2 separate regions of the Mus musculus genome follow, and region 2 is linked to region 1. A link is a loop called in an ENCODE intact Hi-C map of the cell type or tissue named here. Cell type or tissue: gastrocnemius. All regions are shown on one strand. Each heading gives the region's core, and the rest is flanking DNA. Links, peaks and the distances in the headings are about the cores only.

Region 1 (8,331 bases), core at 1-8,000:
CTGCCGTGGGTCCTGTCCACTGCTGGACCAAGGAGAGATGTGCCCGGCCTGACCCGGATGCCTGAGTGGGCTGGGAAGATGAACAGGATCCCTGATGTTTAAGCCACAATTACCTATTTCAATCCCAGCCCGCAAGGGCAGGCATCATGTGTCCCTCCACAGTCCTCTTCAGAGCCACAGACTGAGTGGCTGGCACAACTAGGAAGAAAACAAGATGCCTAGAACCTTGCTGTGGGCCGTGGACTGGAAGGCTTCCCGGCATCTGCCCTCTGAATTGTCCTTTTGAGATCTGAGCCTAGCTGCCCAAGGATACTAAGGCAAAAATGTCTACCCTGTCTTGCCCTGTTGGCAGCTGCAGGAGGATGTAATTCACAGCAAACACCCAGTGAATACATGCACCTTGAAGAAAAATGGGGCAGTAGAGTGTGCTTAACATGCTTGTGACCCCGGCTTCAGGGCCCTGCGTGGAGAAGTTAAAAAAAAAAAAAAAAGAGGAAAAGAAAAACAATCTAGGGGAAGCAGGGTAGGGAAGAGGAAGAGCGGCAAGAGCTAACCCAAGCCCAAGAAGCCATCATGTGATCTCTCTCTCTCTCTGTCTCTTTGTGTGTGTACGTGTGACATGGGTGTCTTTTATCACTGTGTCCCCCCTTCCCTTTTTTTGAAATTTTATTATTTTCATCTTAGTATGGGTGTTTTGCTTGCATTTATGTCTGTGCACCATGTCCGTGTCTACTGGACGAAGAGGCCAAAAGAGGTCATCAGACCCTTTGGGACTGGAATTTCAGATGGTTGTGAACTGCCACCTGGGTGCTGGGAACCGGACTTAGGCCCTTTGAAAGAGCAAAAGGCCATCTCTCCAGCCCCTGTTTGTTTGTATATATGTATGTATGTATGTCTCAAATTTCTGGGCTCCAGTGATCCTCTGGGGCTACAGTTGTCGAGTGATTAGCTGGCATGCAGAAAGCCCTAGGTTCAGTTCCAGAACTACAAAGACCAGCGCTGGTGGCATCAGCGTGTGACCCCAGCATCAGGAGTCAGGAGCTGAAGAACCAGGATGAGGAGTTATCCTCAGCCACACACACAGGAGTCTGAGGCCAGTCTGGGACAAACGCCATCCAAGACAGACAGACAGACACAAACACAAACAGACTCTCGGGAAAAAAAAAAAGAAAGAGAAAAAGAGACAGACAGACAGAGAGAAAACAAACCAGGTATGATAGTATACACCCCTGAAAAGAAAAGAAAAGAAAAGAAAAGAAAAGAAAAGAAAAGAAAAAAAAAAAAAAAAAAAAAAGCTGGGTGGTGCATACCTTTAGTCTCAGCAATTAGGAGGCAGAAGCAGGTGGATTTCTGCAAATTCAAGGCCAGCCTGGTCTTAATGAGTTCCAGGATAAGCAGAACTGTATAGAGAGACCCTGTCTCAAAACCAAAACAAAACAAGAAAAATTTAAAACCTCCTACTAGGGCTAGGGACCTGTCTCAGTTGGGCACACACAAAGCCCTGTGTTCAGTCCCCTGTACCACATGAAACAAAGCATGATGGCACTTTGGTACCACCTCGGGAAACAGAGGCAGGAGGATCACTCAGATGAGCCTGGGCTGTATGATACCCCTTCTTAAAACAAAACAAAACCCCCAAACCCAGTGACTAGCTGAGTCTGGTGGTGTGTAAAATCTTGTTACACAGTAGGCAGTAGGAGGATCATGAGTTCAAGGCCAGCCTGGGCCACAAAATGAGATCCTGCCTCAAAAACGCCACCAACAACAAAGAAATCCACAAACTAAGCTTTAAAACTGAGATGAGCTTTCTAGTGTTCTGGGAAATGGAGATGTGGAGCCTGAGGCCTCAGGGCTTCCAAAGCTGTTCAAACAGATTTTTCTTTCTTTTTCTTTTCTTTTTTGAGACAGGGTTTCTCTGTTGTAGCCCTGGCTGTCCTGGAACTCACTCTGTAGACCAGGCTGGCCTCGAACTCAGAAATCCGCCCGCCTCTGTCTGCCTCCCAAGTGCTGAGATTAAAGGCATGAGCCACCACATCCTGGCCAGATTTTTCTTTTAAAATTTTTAAATAAAAGTATCTGTGTGGGGCTGGAGAGATGGCTCAGTGGTTAAAAACACTGGTTGCTCTTCCAAAGGTCCTCGGTTCAATTCCCAGCAACCACATGTAACAACCATCTGTAACAGGATCTGATGCCTTCTCCTGGCATGCAGGTTTACATGCATATACATTAAATAAATAAATCTTTTTTAAAAAGTATCTATACACAGTTGATGCAGGAGGATCTGCTGAGCCTGGGAGTTTGAGGGCAATACAAGCAAAACCTTTCTCTTCTGCCTTTTGCAGGGCTGGGGGTAAACTCAGGTCCACCTGAATGCTTACACAAGCGCCCTTCCCTTGGGCTGTAAGTCCAGCCCCCAAAACCTGTCTCTTAAGAGAAAACATTTCAGGCTGGAGAGATGGCTCAGCAGTTAAGAGCACTGACTGCTCTTCCAGAGGTCCTGAGTTCAACCACATGGTGGCTCACAACCATCTGTAACAGGATCTGATCCCCTCTTCTGGTGTGTCTGAAGACAGTGACAGTGTACTCACATACATAAAATAAATAATTAAATCTAAAAATATAGAAAAAAGAAAAAGAAAAAGAGAAAGCATTTCTAGCTAATACAGCACCCGACAGCTGAAGCCAGGAGATCAAGGGTTCATAGCTTCAGCTATAAAACAAATGTGAAGCCAGTCTGCATTACATAGGAACACACTGTTTCAAAAAAAAACAAAACAGAATTAAAAAACAAATAAGTAAAAGGCTGTTTGTGGTATGCATGCCTTTAATCCCAGCATAGGTGGGGCGATCTTTAATTCGAGTCCAGCCAGGGCTACACAGTGAGACCCGTCTCAAAAAAATAAACACATGGAAATTCCTGAGGCCAGAGCTGGAGAGATGGCTCGGTGGTTAAGAGCATGGACTACTGTTCCAGAGGCCCTGAGTTCAAGTCCCAGCAACCACATGGTGGCTCACAGCCATCTGTAATGGGATGTGATGCCCTCTTCTGGTGTGTCTGAAGACAGCTACAGTGTACTCATACACATAAAATAAATAATTCCTTAGGGGAGGGAGGGAAGGAGGGAGAGTTAATTAATTACTGAGGTGAGCACAGTGTGGCTGATTTTAACCCAGCATATTTTCTCAGTCTGCATGTGTCATCTGAACTCACTGAAGCAGCGTTTCATTCCCTGCACAGAACACCCAGGGTAAGGACGAGACTGGAAGTCAGAGGTGGAGCTCATGCATGCAGCAACCGGGAAAGTGAAAACAAAAGGACTTGCTGTGAAGGAGCTAAAGTTTCACTTTACAGACATTTAACTTCAGAGGCTGGGGAGATGGCTCAGCCAGTAACATGCCTGCCATGTGCACATAAGACTGATACCCAGTGCCCATGTAAAAGCCAGGGCTACAGAGCTGGGCATGGTGGCAGATGCCACAGCACTTCAAAAGGCAGAAGAAGCCTCTACAATTCAAGGCCAGTCTGGTCCACATATTTAGCTCCAGGCTAGCCTGGGTGATATAAAAAGGGGAGGGTTGAGTGGGGTGGAGTGGGTGGCAGCAGATCTGGACTTGGTATCACACACCCACTGTAGAGAACAGAGAAAACTAGTCATCTGTCAACCTGGTTTTTGTTTGCATGTTTTTGGGTTTTTTGTTGTTGTTTTGAGACAAGGTCTATGTGAGCTTGGCTGTCCTGGAGTTTCCTATGTAGATGCCCAGTTACAGCCTATTGTTTTACACATACACCTAGAATGGTAGAAATGGCCCGGACAACAAACATGTAACACTCTTGGGCAGTGTCACAAGATACACAGGGCTAAGGGAGCAAAAGCAGTGTGTGGTGGTGCACTCCTGCAGTCCGGTATCAGGATGCAGAGGCAGGGGAAACACAGCGAGTTCTAGGCCAGCAGGGGCCAAATGAGAGATGGGTCTCAAAACCCCCAAACTTTTAGTACATAAAGCCAGGCTTGCTTTATGCTACCGTGCACAGCAGGCTTCATAAGTCACCAGTTCCACAGTTTGCTCACTAGAGGGCAGCAGTGACTGACAAAAGTAGCAAGGATCTGAAAGCAATAGCTCAAGCTGGATACAAAACACTCAGGCTGTCCAATGACACGTGCAGTTACAGCTGCCCTGGTCCCTTAGAAGGGATTCTCCAGCTGAAGATGCAGAGTAATGGCCTAGAATGCACCAAGCCATGGGTTCAGTCCTCAGAACTAAATAAATCCAGGCACAGTGGCACATATGTTGAAGACTGAAATAATCCCAGCATGGAGAAAGTGGAAGATTAGAAGTTCAGGGCCAGCCTGAGCGACACAAGACAAACACTAACCCACCAAACACAAACAACTTAGCGAGCTCTAGCAGCATGACACCATAGCAGGCCAACCTCGTTGACACAAATCCAAAGCACGACTCCAACTGAGGGAGGAGGCGGAAGCTGGGGAGGCGGCTCAGTCAGTATAGCATTTGCCACCTGAACATAAGGACTGAGCTTGGTACCCAGCACCCATGTAAAGTCCCAGGGCTCAGGAGGCAGAGCTGGGGGGATCCTTGGGAACTGATGGCCTGCTAGCCTAATCTAATGGTCAAGTCTCAGCTAGGGAGTGATCATGTTTCTAAAGGCTGAATGGGTAAAGGTAATTTCTGCCAAGCCCGGTGACCTGAGTTTGACCCCTGTGATTCACAAGGTAGAAAGAAATGACAGAGAAATGGTTGTGAAAGTTATCCTCCGACCTCCATACACACATAGGGAGATATAGACCAGACTTCAGGGAAATAAGCTTGGAATATTAAGGAGGTGGCTGCTCAAGGGCTATGTATTGTGTACATGGGCAAAGATGCAGTTGTCATGGGAACGGTTGGAAGACTGACTGGTACCTGGCCCTGTCCTAAGCATTCTAGGTGAGTTAGCTTATCAAGTCCTCACAGGATCCTTGTGATGACCATCCATTACCATCATCCCCAATACTCAGATGACCAAGAACTGGTAGACAGAAGCTTGTCCAAGGCCGCTCAGCTGGGATGTGATGAAGCCAGCTAGAATGTACACTCCACCATTCAGAGAAGGGAGAACCCAAGAATCTGAACTATAGAAGGGCCAAAGGGATTGAAGCAGAGACTAAGACCTGCACAGGTTGACTCAAAAGGACGGACTTGGGAGGTAAGACTAAGATGACGCAGCCTGACGAAGGCAGAAACCGTGAAGACAGAGTAAGAGGAGATCTGGACAGGCAGATCTGCACTCAGACATGAATTCTCACCACGACCAATTACCTGAACCTGCAGAGTGGGTAGGGAGTTTCTATGGCTCATACATAAAACTACTCTTTCTGTGTAGTACTGTTTCCTGAATGCCAACCAGCTTTGCTATTTCTGAGCCTGGAGGTAGAGCCCCAGGCCTCCCAGCAGCTCCATCACTGAGCCCTACCTACCACTGAGTCCCATCGCCCTCACCTCCTTGCCTTTCTTTAGTTTAAAATGCCAGCAACTGAGGCACAATTGATGTTCGCTCTTTCCTTGGGCTTAACATAACTATATAAATCACACCCTGCCTAGAGCATCCCAGGCCATAGCACTGGATCAGGATATGGTAAGACCTTAGCCCCTCAGCCTCATGGGACCCACTCCTCTGTAACAAGCTGCTGGCTGCACTGTGTCCTGGTGGGAGACCTGGCTTCTCTCTGAATAGTACTAACTGGCCTTTACCCTGGGCTCCACTAATACCACCAACCCAGTCTCTTCTGGCAGGTTCAAATGTCACAAGACACAGAAAAGGAATCCCTTGCTTGCTGCAGCTAAAGAGAAAGACTGTTTCAGAAGGTCCAGGAGACTGCCAGGACCAAAAAAAAAAAGATTTCGCTTTTGGAGAGACAAGGCAGGGGAGTGCAGATAGCAGGGCCATGTGCGACTGCATCTTTATATTGTGAAACCTAAGATTGGCACTTCTGGCAGTTGGGCCTTAGCCAGGCCAACGAAAAGGACAGCAGGGCAAGAATTTGAGGTCCACCTGAAGCCAGCATGTCCAGTCTTCCTCTAGTCACTGTGGAAGTCACTAGAGCTCTGCTGGCTGGAGCGGGAAGGCATGGGAGGTGGCGAGCACTGAGCCTATAGTCTTTTTTTTTTGAGACAAGGTTTCTCTGTAGCCCTGGCTGTCCTGGAACTCACTCTGTAGACCAGGCTGGCCTCAAATTCAGAAATCCGCCTGCCTCTCCCTCCCAAGTGCTGGGGTTAAAGGCTTGCGCCACCACTGCCCGGCTAACATTCCTTTTTTTAAAATGTTAATTTGATTCGGTCATGTTTATGTCTAGGTATTTTGCCTGCACGTATGTATTTGCACCATGTACATGCTTAATGCCCACCAGAATAGTGTCAGATCCCCTGGAAGTGGAGTTACAAGTGGGTGTGAACCACCATGTAGGTGCGCTGCAAGATCTGCAAGATCAACGAGTGCTCTTACCACTGAGCCCAGGACATTCCTGGTTATGAGGCCTGGCACACCAGCCTGTAAGGACAGCCACTCATTTCTGAGTTCGAGACCAGCTTGGTCTACAGAGTGAGTTCCAGGACAGCCAGGGCTACAGAGAAATCCTTTCTCAAAAAAAAAAAAAAAAAAAGACTGCAAGCTCAGTGCTTGCCACCTCCCGCGCGCTCCAGCCAGCAGAGCTCTGCGCTCATCTGGCGCCCTGGCGCGTTAGGTCTACGTAAGCAGATGACCTCTGGGGAAGGACGTCGGCTGCCCTAAGGCTGCCGCGGGCCCCAGGCTGCTGCCTTGCGGGACGGTGGAGAAGACAGCAACTGCAATCCGACCTTCCCTCTACTCCTCCGCAAACCGCGGCGAGAGGTTTCAGGGGAGCAGCCCTGCTCCACCGCGGCGGGTCGCCCACGTGACTGCGCCAAGCGTATCTCGCGGGACTTACGATCCTGCGACAGACCTCCCGCCACCTCTCCCCATTGGTCGCCACCTACCTCCTGTCGGCGACTAGCTTCTGGAGGAAAGTGTCTACTATGGCGTCCAGGAGTTTCACCCTGGGGATGGTCGCGTCCCCTGGCACAGCTTCCGGAGAGGAGCCCTCAGGCCCCCTTTCCGCAGCCTCGCTATCTCGGCTCACCTCAGCCATGTTGAAATTGAACCGCCAAAATAAACTGGCCCTGCAGCTCCTCCCAACAGGACCTCCGATTGGAGGCCGCGGAATGCCCGTCACGGAGCCGGATGGGGCGGGGCAGTGGCCGAGGACGAGGAATTAGTTCTCAGCTCCGGGGGGAGGGAGGGGGGGAAGGGCAGAAAACAAAACCCAAAAGCCAGAGTTTAGGGGCTCAATAAAAACTTTTAATTACATTTCAAAGATCTCATACAGTGCAACAGTGAATATTCGCAGCTAATCTCCTCGAGTCCATTTCTAGCTAATGCTGAATGTGCATTCTTTCCCATGTGCCTCTATCCAGCCCTCCTGTCTTGCCGAGTTTCTAATTTGTGTGTTGACCAATGGGTCAACATTTCTAGCTGTTTTGGTCTCCAGTTTTGGAAAAATGGCCGCCCACTGGCTCATCTTCACCAAGGCCAATCCCAGACCCTGACCTTGGGAGAGTAGGAGTTCCGACACGGGGGTGCCTTTTACCTTTATATCCAAGGTCCTTTCAAACACAAGGGGAAAGAAGGAAAGGGAGATAGGACAAGAAAGGGAGAGGCTTAAACACCGGACAAGAAAAGTCGGGAAGGAGTAACCTAAGGTATGAAAGGTGGGAGGAACCTATGTCCACACTCTGCCCCGTTAGGAAAGACCAAAGAGCAGAGCTGTCCAATCACAAAGGTCTTGATAGTGAAAGCCTGAGAGGGGCCCTTGCTCCACTGTATTGATAGGTCTTAAGGTAGAGGTGAGGAGCGAAAGGATTTAAAATGATCTGTGGGCTTCACCCTTCAGATGACTATGGGCAAGATTGAAGGGCTCTCTCAATAAAGTGCAGGAAGTGGGGCCTGGCGGCGTCCTGTAAACCTGGAACTTAGGAGGTGGAGGAAGATGAAGAGTTCTAGGCTACCCTCTGCTACATAATGAATTCAAACCCAGCCTGGGATATATGAGACCCTGTCTCAAAAAACAAACCAAAATGCTGAGACATTAGTAGAGGGCTCAGAAGGAAACAAATACAGACTACAGCGAGTAGTAGGAGGTGTGTGTGTGGAGACTGGGTCAAGTCAGGATGGAAGAATGTGGAGCAGCCGTGAGAAACATGAAGGCTTCAGTTAGCACCTTCCAATTTGGCACCATGGCATTTCCCAAGCATCTCCCA
Region 2 (8,331 bases), core at 301-8,300, 60 kb after region 1:
ATTCATAAGACCTAGATCCTTGAGGATCCTTCAGGATCTAGAGTGGAAAATAGCTCAGTCAGTGAAGTGTTTGCCTCATAAACACAAGGACACGACTTACATCTCCAGAATTAACATAAAAATTATAGGTGCAGGGCTGGCGAGATGGATCAGCAGTTAAGAGCACTGGCTGCTCTTCTGAAGGTCCTGAGTTCAATTCCCAGCAACCACATGGTGGCTTACAACCATCCATAATGAGATCTGACACCCTCTTCTGGGGTGTCTGAAGACAGCTACAGTGTACTTACATATAATAAATAAATAAATCCTTTAAAGAAAATTATAGGTGCAGTGGTGCATTCTGGGAATCCCAGCACTGGGGAGGCAGAGACAGGAGGGTCTTTGTGCTTGATAGTCAGCCATCTAAACTAACTAGTGAGCTCTAGGTGAATGACAGACCTTGTCTTAAAGGAGGTGAACTGGCTTCCTGAGGATAATGCTAATGTTTTCCCCTGCCTCTGTACACCTACATGCACACACAGGTGCACCCATGCATGTGTGTGCGCGCACAACACACACACAATTCCCTGCACAGAAAAAAATGTTAAAACTGCATACTACAGGGCTGGAGAGATGGCTCAGCGGTTAACGGCACTGACTACTCCTCCAGAGGACCTGAGCTCAATTCTCAGCAACCACATGGTGGCTCACAACTATCTGTAATGGGATCTGATACCTGTGTCTGAAGACAGCTACAGTATACTCATAAAATTAATAAATCTTTAAAAACAACAACAACTGCATATTGCTCCTACAAAGGACCCAAGTTTGGACCCCAGTATCCACAACTGGTGGCTCACAGCATGTGTCTCTCCAGCTCCAGAGATCTGATACCCTCTTCTGGTTTTCACAGGAACCTATATTTATGTATGCATACATACGAGCAGATATATACATATAAATTAAATAAGATAAATATTTTTAAAAATAGATTGATCTTTCCAGTGAGCTAAGGTGGGACAGAAGAGACAGTAGAATCCAGAATGCCTCAGGGATTCGAAGCCTGGGAAACCGGACAAAAGGTGTCATCGGGGCTGATGGCAAAGTTTGTAAGAACATTTGAAAGTTGAGGATCAGACTTGCCATGTAGCCAAAGATGACTTTAAACTCCTGCTCTCCTGCCTCCATCTCTCAAGTACTGGAATCACTGGTGGGAGCCCCCATGCTGGCTTGCTCTCTTTAACCTTGAGATGCCATTAGACTTTCAAATGGATAACAAAGGTCTAAAGCAAAGAAACGACCTGTGGGTTACTGCTTTGTGCATGATATCCAAAGCCTTTGACCTGGAGGAAGCCTCTCAGATGTGAGTGCAGACAGGCCCAGTAAGCAGGGAGAGGAAGAATCATCGAAATTGGCTAAGAAGGGTGAGTCACCTGGGGCAAACAAGGTCAAGTGAAGTGAAGACTGAGAAGAGATGTGGCATTGGGTTAACAGACTGCATTGTGGGGCTTTGGAGACTTTGGCAAGGGCAGCCTGTGGTGGAGCACAGGAAACACAACAGCAGTTCTGAGTGGGGACGTTGAGTCTGAAGAGAAGAGGCCAGGGGTCTGTGTGGACACCTGATCTGGTAACCACAGTCCCAAAAGTCCAGTCATGAATTTTAAAAATCAGTCAGCTAGCCACTGGGCATGGTGGCACACACCTTTAGTAGGTGGATCCCTGTGAGTTCAAGGTCAGCTTTGTCCATGCAGTGAACTTCAGGCCAGCGGGGGATGGGGGAGGATGGACGGTCAGGATTCTGTCCCACAAAATTACCTGATGTGGGCATATTTATTTCTCTCCCTCTCCCTCTCCCTCTCCCTCTCCCTCTCCCTCTCCCTCTCCCTCTCCCTCTCCCTCTCCCTCTCCCTCTCCCTCTCCCTCTCCCTCTCCCTCTCCCTGTCTCTGTCTGTCTGTCTGTCTGTCAAATGTCTTACCATTTGGTTTTAATTTGCATAGATTCCTGCTTCTGTAAAGCCTTTAGTTGGTCCTAGAGGGAAATTTTCTTCTTGTAATAAGAAGTGTTCTGCACTCATGTCCTGACTCATAGCTGGTCAACTCTCCTGAGACACAGCCTGACTGTTGTGTAACACTCTGGGGAAATGTGAAAAAAATGTCTACTCACCCCAAATAGGGAATCAAAGACAGACCAAAGTGTGCATACCACCAGTGTCCAAGTCTGTGAACAAGTGAGCTTTATCAGAGGTTTCAGGGTTACTTACAGAAGCAAACAGCCTACCCCCAGCATGAGTGACAGCTCAAAATCTGGGAGCCCAAAGCACACTCACAACCTGCATGTAGCACCCGGTCTTAGAGAGCGTGCTTTCCACATACCTCGGTGCTCTGGGCCTCTTCCTGGCAGTTGTACTGAGCTCAGCTTCTAGGTAGCTCAGCCTGTCTGAGAGCATCTCTCAGCAGTCCTTGCTGCTTTGTGTATGCTTGGGGGATGAGGGACCTATCAAATCTCCATCAGTCAGGGACTACCTGACCAGATGTTAACTCAAAGGCAGCTTTGTTGTTCCAAACAGAAACATGTCCACCCTGGAGAGAGGATAACCAAAACTCAGGAAATCCCTGAAACTTAACAGACTCATCAGGTCCCTCCCTCCCAGAGATTATCTAACAAGGTAGGTCATTGCAGAGAGCTTCCAGGATGCAATTATCATGAGTCTATCACCAGACTGTGTTGGGCTTTTCCCAGCCCAGCAAGAGAAGCCATAAAAGTTGCACCCCGGGAATCTCTGAACAATTCTTAGGCAGCTTGACTGGTCTGCACCTCTACCCAGGTGCTGTTATGGTTTGCATCACCTTGGGAGGAGGCCTTGTCAATCTTGTACATTTCTGGTGCTTCCTAGAATTTGTAAGTTTGTTCTACTTCCTGGGTTTTAATGACCTTTCCTCTTGAGTAAGTAGCTCCCAGCGCTCCAATCCTTGCTCCATCTCTTACATTCTCTCTGCTGCTTTTCTCATAATGTTCTCTGAGCTGTAGAAAGAGGATACAGGGGCTGGTGAGATGGCTCAGCGGATAAGAGCACTACTGCTCTTCCAAAGGTCCTGAGTTCAAATCCCAGCAACCACATGGTGGCTCACAACCACCCATAATGAGATTTGATGCCCTCTTCTGAAGACAGCTACAGTGTATTTATTTATAATAATAAATAAATCTTTGGGTCGGAGTGGGGTTGACCAGAGCGGAGTAAGTGGGGCCGACAGGAGCGAGCAGAGGTCCTAAAATTCAGTTCCCAATAACTACATGAAAGCTCACAACCATCTGCATAGCTACAGTGTACTCATGTACATAAAATAAATAAATAAATCTTAGAAAGAAAGAAAGAAAGAAAGAAAGAAAGAAAGAAAGAAAGAAAGAAAGAGGATACAGATGTTTTCTGAGTCCTGGGCCACTAGCCACAGTAGTAGCCACTTAGTCTCAGGAGCTTGACAAGTTAGGAGTCTGTGTAGGACACCTCTCATTCCAAATATATATATATATTTCCTGGGGCTGGAGAGATGGCTCAGTGGTTAAGAGCATTTGTTGTTCTTCCAGAGGACACGATTTAGATTCCTACCGTTCATTTGGCAGCTCACATCTCTAGCTCCAGGGATCCAACAGGCTCTTCTGATTTCTGAAGGTACCCAGCACATAGAGAGCACAGACACACATTTAAGCAAAACACTCATACATATAAAACAAAACAAAACAAAATTAAAAAACAAGCAAACAAAAAACAGGTAGTAGTGGCACAAGCCTTTAATCCCAGCACTCAGGAGGCAAAGACAGGTTGATTTCTGAGTTTGAGGCCAGCTTGATCTACAGAGTGAGTTCCAAGACAGCTAGGGCTACACAGAGAAACCCTGTCTCAAAAATCCCCAAAAACCAACCTTACAAAAAGAGCAATTTTGGGTATATCATGGATGGTACACTAGTGCACCTTGCCTCCAGAATCCATGGCCGTTTTTTCCACAATCCACCTGGCTTTGTCGTCCTGCTATGAGGATACTTCACATCTCCCCTCCGATGGTCTCCTCAGGGCCAGCATGCACTGTTCAGCTCAGCTTAGGCTCACAGGTCTAATCAACCCGCTGGAGGCCCCAGTTCTGGCCAGCTAGCTCTGTAGCTCTTTCCTTTCCCACAGCGACACCTGGCGGTTGAAAGGGTCTTCGTCTCGCGGACAGTCTTCATCCCCAGCATACGCTCCGTTTCAAACAATCTCTACTTTATTTTACCTCATTTTCTGGGTTTTATGTATACAAATGTTTCACTTATGTGTGTTTAAATGCACTGTGTGTATCTTGTGCCCTCAGAGGCCAGAACAAGCCTTCAGATCCCTTGAAGCTATAGTTTTCTAGATCACTGTAAGACACTGAACCTGAGTTCTCTGGAAGAGCAGTCAGTACTCTTAACCACTGAGCCATCTCTCCAGCTCCCTGATCTATCTCTTTAGCCCCCACACTAAGTCTGTTAGTGTGTGTGTGTGTGTGTGTGTGATGCGTATGTGGGGTACACACACACCACAGTGCCTATGTGGAGATCAGACGATACCCTGAGGCATCATTCCCACCTTTATGTGGGTTCCGGTGATGGAACCCAAGTTGTCAGGCTTGTACGGCAAATGCTTCGCACACGGAGCCGTCTTGATGGCCTATGCTTAATCTTTTTTTTCACCTGTACTGTTTTATTTTTTAATGTACTTATTTTATTTGTGTGTGTGTGTGTGAATCTTTTGCCTGTATGTATGTCACATGTCACATGCATGTGACTGGCACGCTCAGAGATTTGAAGAGGGCACAAGATGCCATGAAAATGGAGATATGGAAGATTGTGGGCCACCATGTGCGTTCTGGAAGTCAAACCCAGGTCCTCTGTAAGAACAGGAAGTGCTCTGGCATCTCTACAGTTTACCTTATTTATCGGTGAACTGCAGTGAAAGTTCTGGAACCATCCAAAACTCACAGCATCTGACTTTTCCTTAACTTCCCCCACCCCCATAAGGAACACCAGCGTGACACAGACCTTGCCACATTCTTTCTAGGTGACCCAGACAGCTCCCTTGTCTGTGTGGCCCTTCTCTAATCCCTTTGATTGTTTTAACATTCATTTTTCTTTTTGAAAGGCAAGGTGGCACACACCTTCAATTCCAGCATCCAGAAAGCAGAGGCAAGTGGAACTCAGTGAGATCCAGGCCGGCCAGGGCTACTGCCACACAGTAAGACCCCATCTCATAAAAGAAAGAAGAAAAGAAGGGAAGGAAGGAATTACTGGGGCTGGTGATGTGGCTCCGGGTACAGCAGGGCTCTAAGCCTCTTCCTCTTCTGTTGTCTTCCAGTCTCTGCTCTTTGTAGGACTTTCTCAGTGGCTCGTGTGAGCCTGTCCGTTAGGCACTGGTTTGGCCTGTGTCGATTCAGTTCAGGCTGCCTTTGTTTTAAGAACGGATGGTAGCTACTGAGCTTCTTGAACTGAAGTCCCAGGAAAGGCTGTTGAGCACACGTGCCATTTCCATTCCCTGCCACTTGCATCCTGCAAGCAGCACCTCATATCTCCCTCTCTTTCCCCATGTGCCCCGCCACATCCGAGGTTGACACAGCAGACAGCAGCCATGTGTCTCTTTCCTATTGTAAGTGCCTCTTTACACAAGGAATACACTAATGTCTTGATCTGGGAATACAGGTGGTGTTTTCTTTTTCTCTTTGCCTTTCTTTCCTTTTTTTTCATATTTATTTGTTTGTTTGTGTGTATGTGTGTGCCTTCGTATATGTATGTGGTATGCCACATACATGCAGGAATCTGCAGATGTCAGAAGAGGGTATCAGATCCCCTGGAACTTGGTATCCACCATCTGGGTGCTAGGAACTGAACCCGGGTCTCCTGCCAGAGCTTTTAACCACTGAGCCATCTAACCAGCCCTCAATCTGTTTTTGTTGTTGTTGTTTGTTTGTTTTTAAATTTTCTTTATTTTATGTATATGAGTACACTGCAGCTGTCTTCAGACACACCAGAAGAGGGCATCAGATCCCATTACAGATAGTTGTGAGCCACCATGTGGTTGCTGGGAATTGAACTGAGAACCTCTAAGAGAGCAGTCAGTACTCTTAACAGCTGAGCCATCTCTCCAGCCGCCATTTCTGTTTTTTTTTAAGATGTATTTATTATTTTTAATAATAAATTGGGGCCACGTGCATCAAATCCCCTGTGGTGATTGGAATAGGAATGGCCCCCATAGACTTGTTGCAGGATATTCGATTACCATATGAACTCCAAGATTGTGTTACCTAACGAAAAAAACAACCTGTTTCTAATTATGGTGTGGTTCAGCCCTTAGCATACACCTTTAAACCCTCTGGCTGGAATATGGACACATCCTTGGTATACACCTTTAATCCTAAACAATGAAAGTAACATAACTTTGTAGCAGGAAGCACCAATGGGATGTTTCAATGTGATATCTAATTGAGTGGCAGACAAAGTGACAAATCAGAGAAAGACTTGACAGACTGGATACGCCCAACTCTCACAAGAGGGAGGAAAGGGAAGCTACTTAGGAGAGCAGTGCAAAGAGAGAAAAAGAAGGAGGCAGTTTTACTGGAAGAGTCTTACAGAGGCAGGTTGCAGAGATCAAGGCAGACATAGATTAAGACAGAATAAGCCAGAGAATGAGAAGGAGCCAGAAGATTAGAACAGATTGCTAGAGTTAGTTGAGGTCTGGCAGAGCAATTCAGGAGAGACCAAGAGAGAAGCCAGTTTGAATCAGTCAGCTTGGAGAGGAGCTTGAGCCAGGACAGCGGAGTTGAACCAGCCAGCCAGAGCTCAGAAAGAACAAGAAAAGGTGAGCTCACTTAGCACCAAGTTAACCATCTAGGTTAGATTGTACAGAGGCTAGGGGCTTCCAGGACTAGGCCTGGGTTAGCAGACAGAGGCAGTGAGCCTCAGAGACAGCAATGACTCAGGAGACCACTCTTTCATAGACTCCTGTGTTTGCATGCTTGGCTATAGGGAATGGCACTATTAGAAGGTAGAGATAACCATTTTGGAGGTGAGCTTTGAGGTCTCCTATGCTCAATCTAAGTGCAGTGTGAGACACAGTCTCTCCTTGCTGACTGTGGATCAAGATGTAGAACTCTTGGCTCCATCTCCAGCACCATATTGGCCTGTTTGCTACCATGCTTCCTACCATGACAATAATGTGCTAAACCTCTGAAACTGAAAGCTAGCTTTAATTAGATATTTTCCTTTATAAGAGATGCTGCGGTCATGGTGTCTCTTTACAACAGTGAAACTCTAACCAACATATCCCCTAGAAGCTGAAGTCACAGGCTTTTGTGAATACATGATGTGGGTGGAGGGAACTTGTTCTAGTTTGCTGTCTGTCTTAATTAGGGTTCTATTGTTGTGAGGAGACACCACAACCACAGCAACTCTTATAAAGGAAAGCATTTAATTGGGGCTGGCTTACAGTTCAGAGGTTCAGTCCACTGCCTTAATGGCAGGAAGCATGGCGGCACACAGGCAGATACTGTGCGGGAGGGGTCTCCGAGAGTGCTATATCTTGATCTGCAGGCAGCAGAAGGGGACTGTCTGTCACACTGGGCACAGCTTGAGCATATAGGAGACCTCAAATCCACCTCCACAGTGACACACTTCCTCCAGCAATGCCACACCTCCTAATAGTGCCTATCATACAGTCTATAAGGGCCATTCCTATTCAAACCATCACTGCACCCCATACCACATGAGAAGATGGAACAGATGTGCAGCACCCCAGGGACGTGCCACCCTCACACGGCTCAGCCTCAGCTTCCTGTAGGCCACACAGAGGTCTGTGTGCTCACAGAGAAGCACTAGAGGAGTCTGGAATGTTAAACACATGGTTGTTCCCGTAGGGAAGGAATGCACAGCCTTATGTGTCCAGAAGGCTGGTGACCTTTGCCCTGTGTAGCCAGAGACTTTTCCAGCACCAGATCATCTCGTAGACCCTTATCGTTAATTTGTTTTTCTCAATCTATAGAACCTATCTTCGTGGACCTCACAAAGAGTTCGCTGTCGTCATGCCTGGTTTGTGTTTAGCTCACTTTGTTTTTTTTAAAGCTATTTAGGAATGCTTTGTTGTGAACTCGGGATTGAGTTAATGATTACCAGAATAAGGCTTTAAACCAAATTGTGCGGTGCTAATTTAAGTAGGCCTAAAATAAACCACTTGGGGTCAGACTCCAGATCTTGAACCAACACCCATTATTTAGTCATGTTGAACCTAACTACCCTCTTGCCTCCCTTCAGTTGTTACGAGGTTGGATGTGGGGGTCAAAGAGACCTCTGTGGCT

Evidence for each region. Hi-C counts contacts between places; a loop is a spot of excess contacts. Peaks named below come from ENCODE experiments on the same cell type or tissue, not always from the same donor. Only the 100,000 strongest peaks of a DNase experiment are listed, where the experiment ranks them.
Region 2: it touches region 1 in a loop (9-fold over the local background); 41 of 42 quality-filtered maps call a loop at or near these places.

The regions. Positions count from the first base shown.
Region 1 is chr3:88,403,145-88,411,475 of GRCm38, forward strand. Pmf1 (polyamine-modulated factor 1) reads right to left here and starts at 7,253. Exons shown (of 5, transcript NM_025928.4): 1 at 7,012-7,253. The coding sequence starts at 7,163. It overlaps Slc25a44 (solute carrier family 25, member 44), which reads right to left. Exons shown (of 4, transcript NM_178696.5): 4 at 7,350-8,331. In gastrocnemius, for the core only: a CTCF peak has its summit at 4,062 (motif pointing right); DNase peaks (open chromatin) are centred at 4,092, 6,952 and 7,220; H3K4me3 peaks cover 1,983 bases; H3K27ac peaks cover 2,908 bases.
Region 2 is chr3:88,463,188-88,471,518 of GRCm38, forward strand. It overlaps Gm40089 (a long non-coding RNA gene), which reads right to left and starts at 2,948. Exons shown (of 4, transcript XR_867446.1): 1 at 2,827-2,948; 2 at 2,353-2,559; 3 at 2,144-2,197. In gastrocnemius, for the core only: a CTCF peak has its summit at 4,176 (motif pointing left); a DNase peak (open chromatin) is centred at 4,138.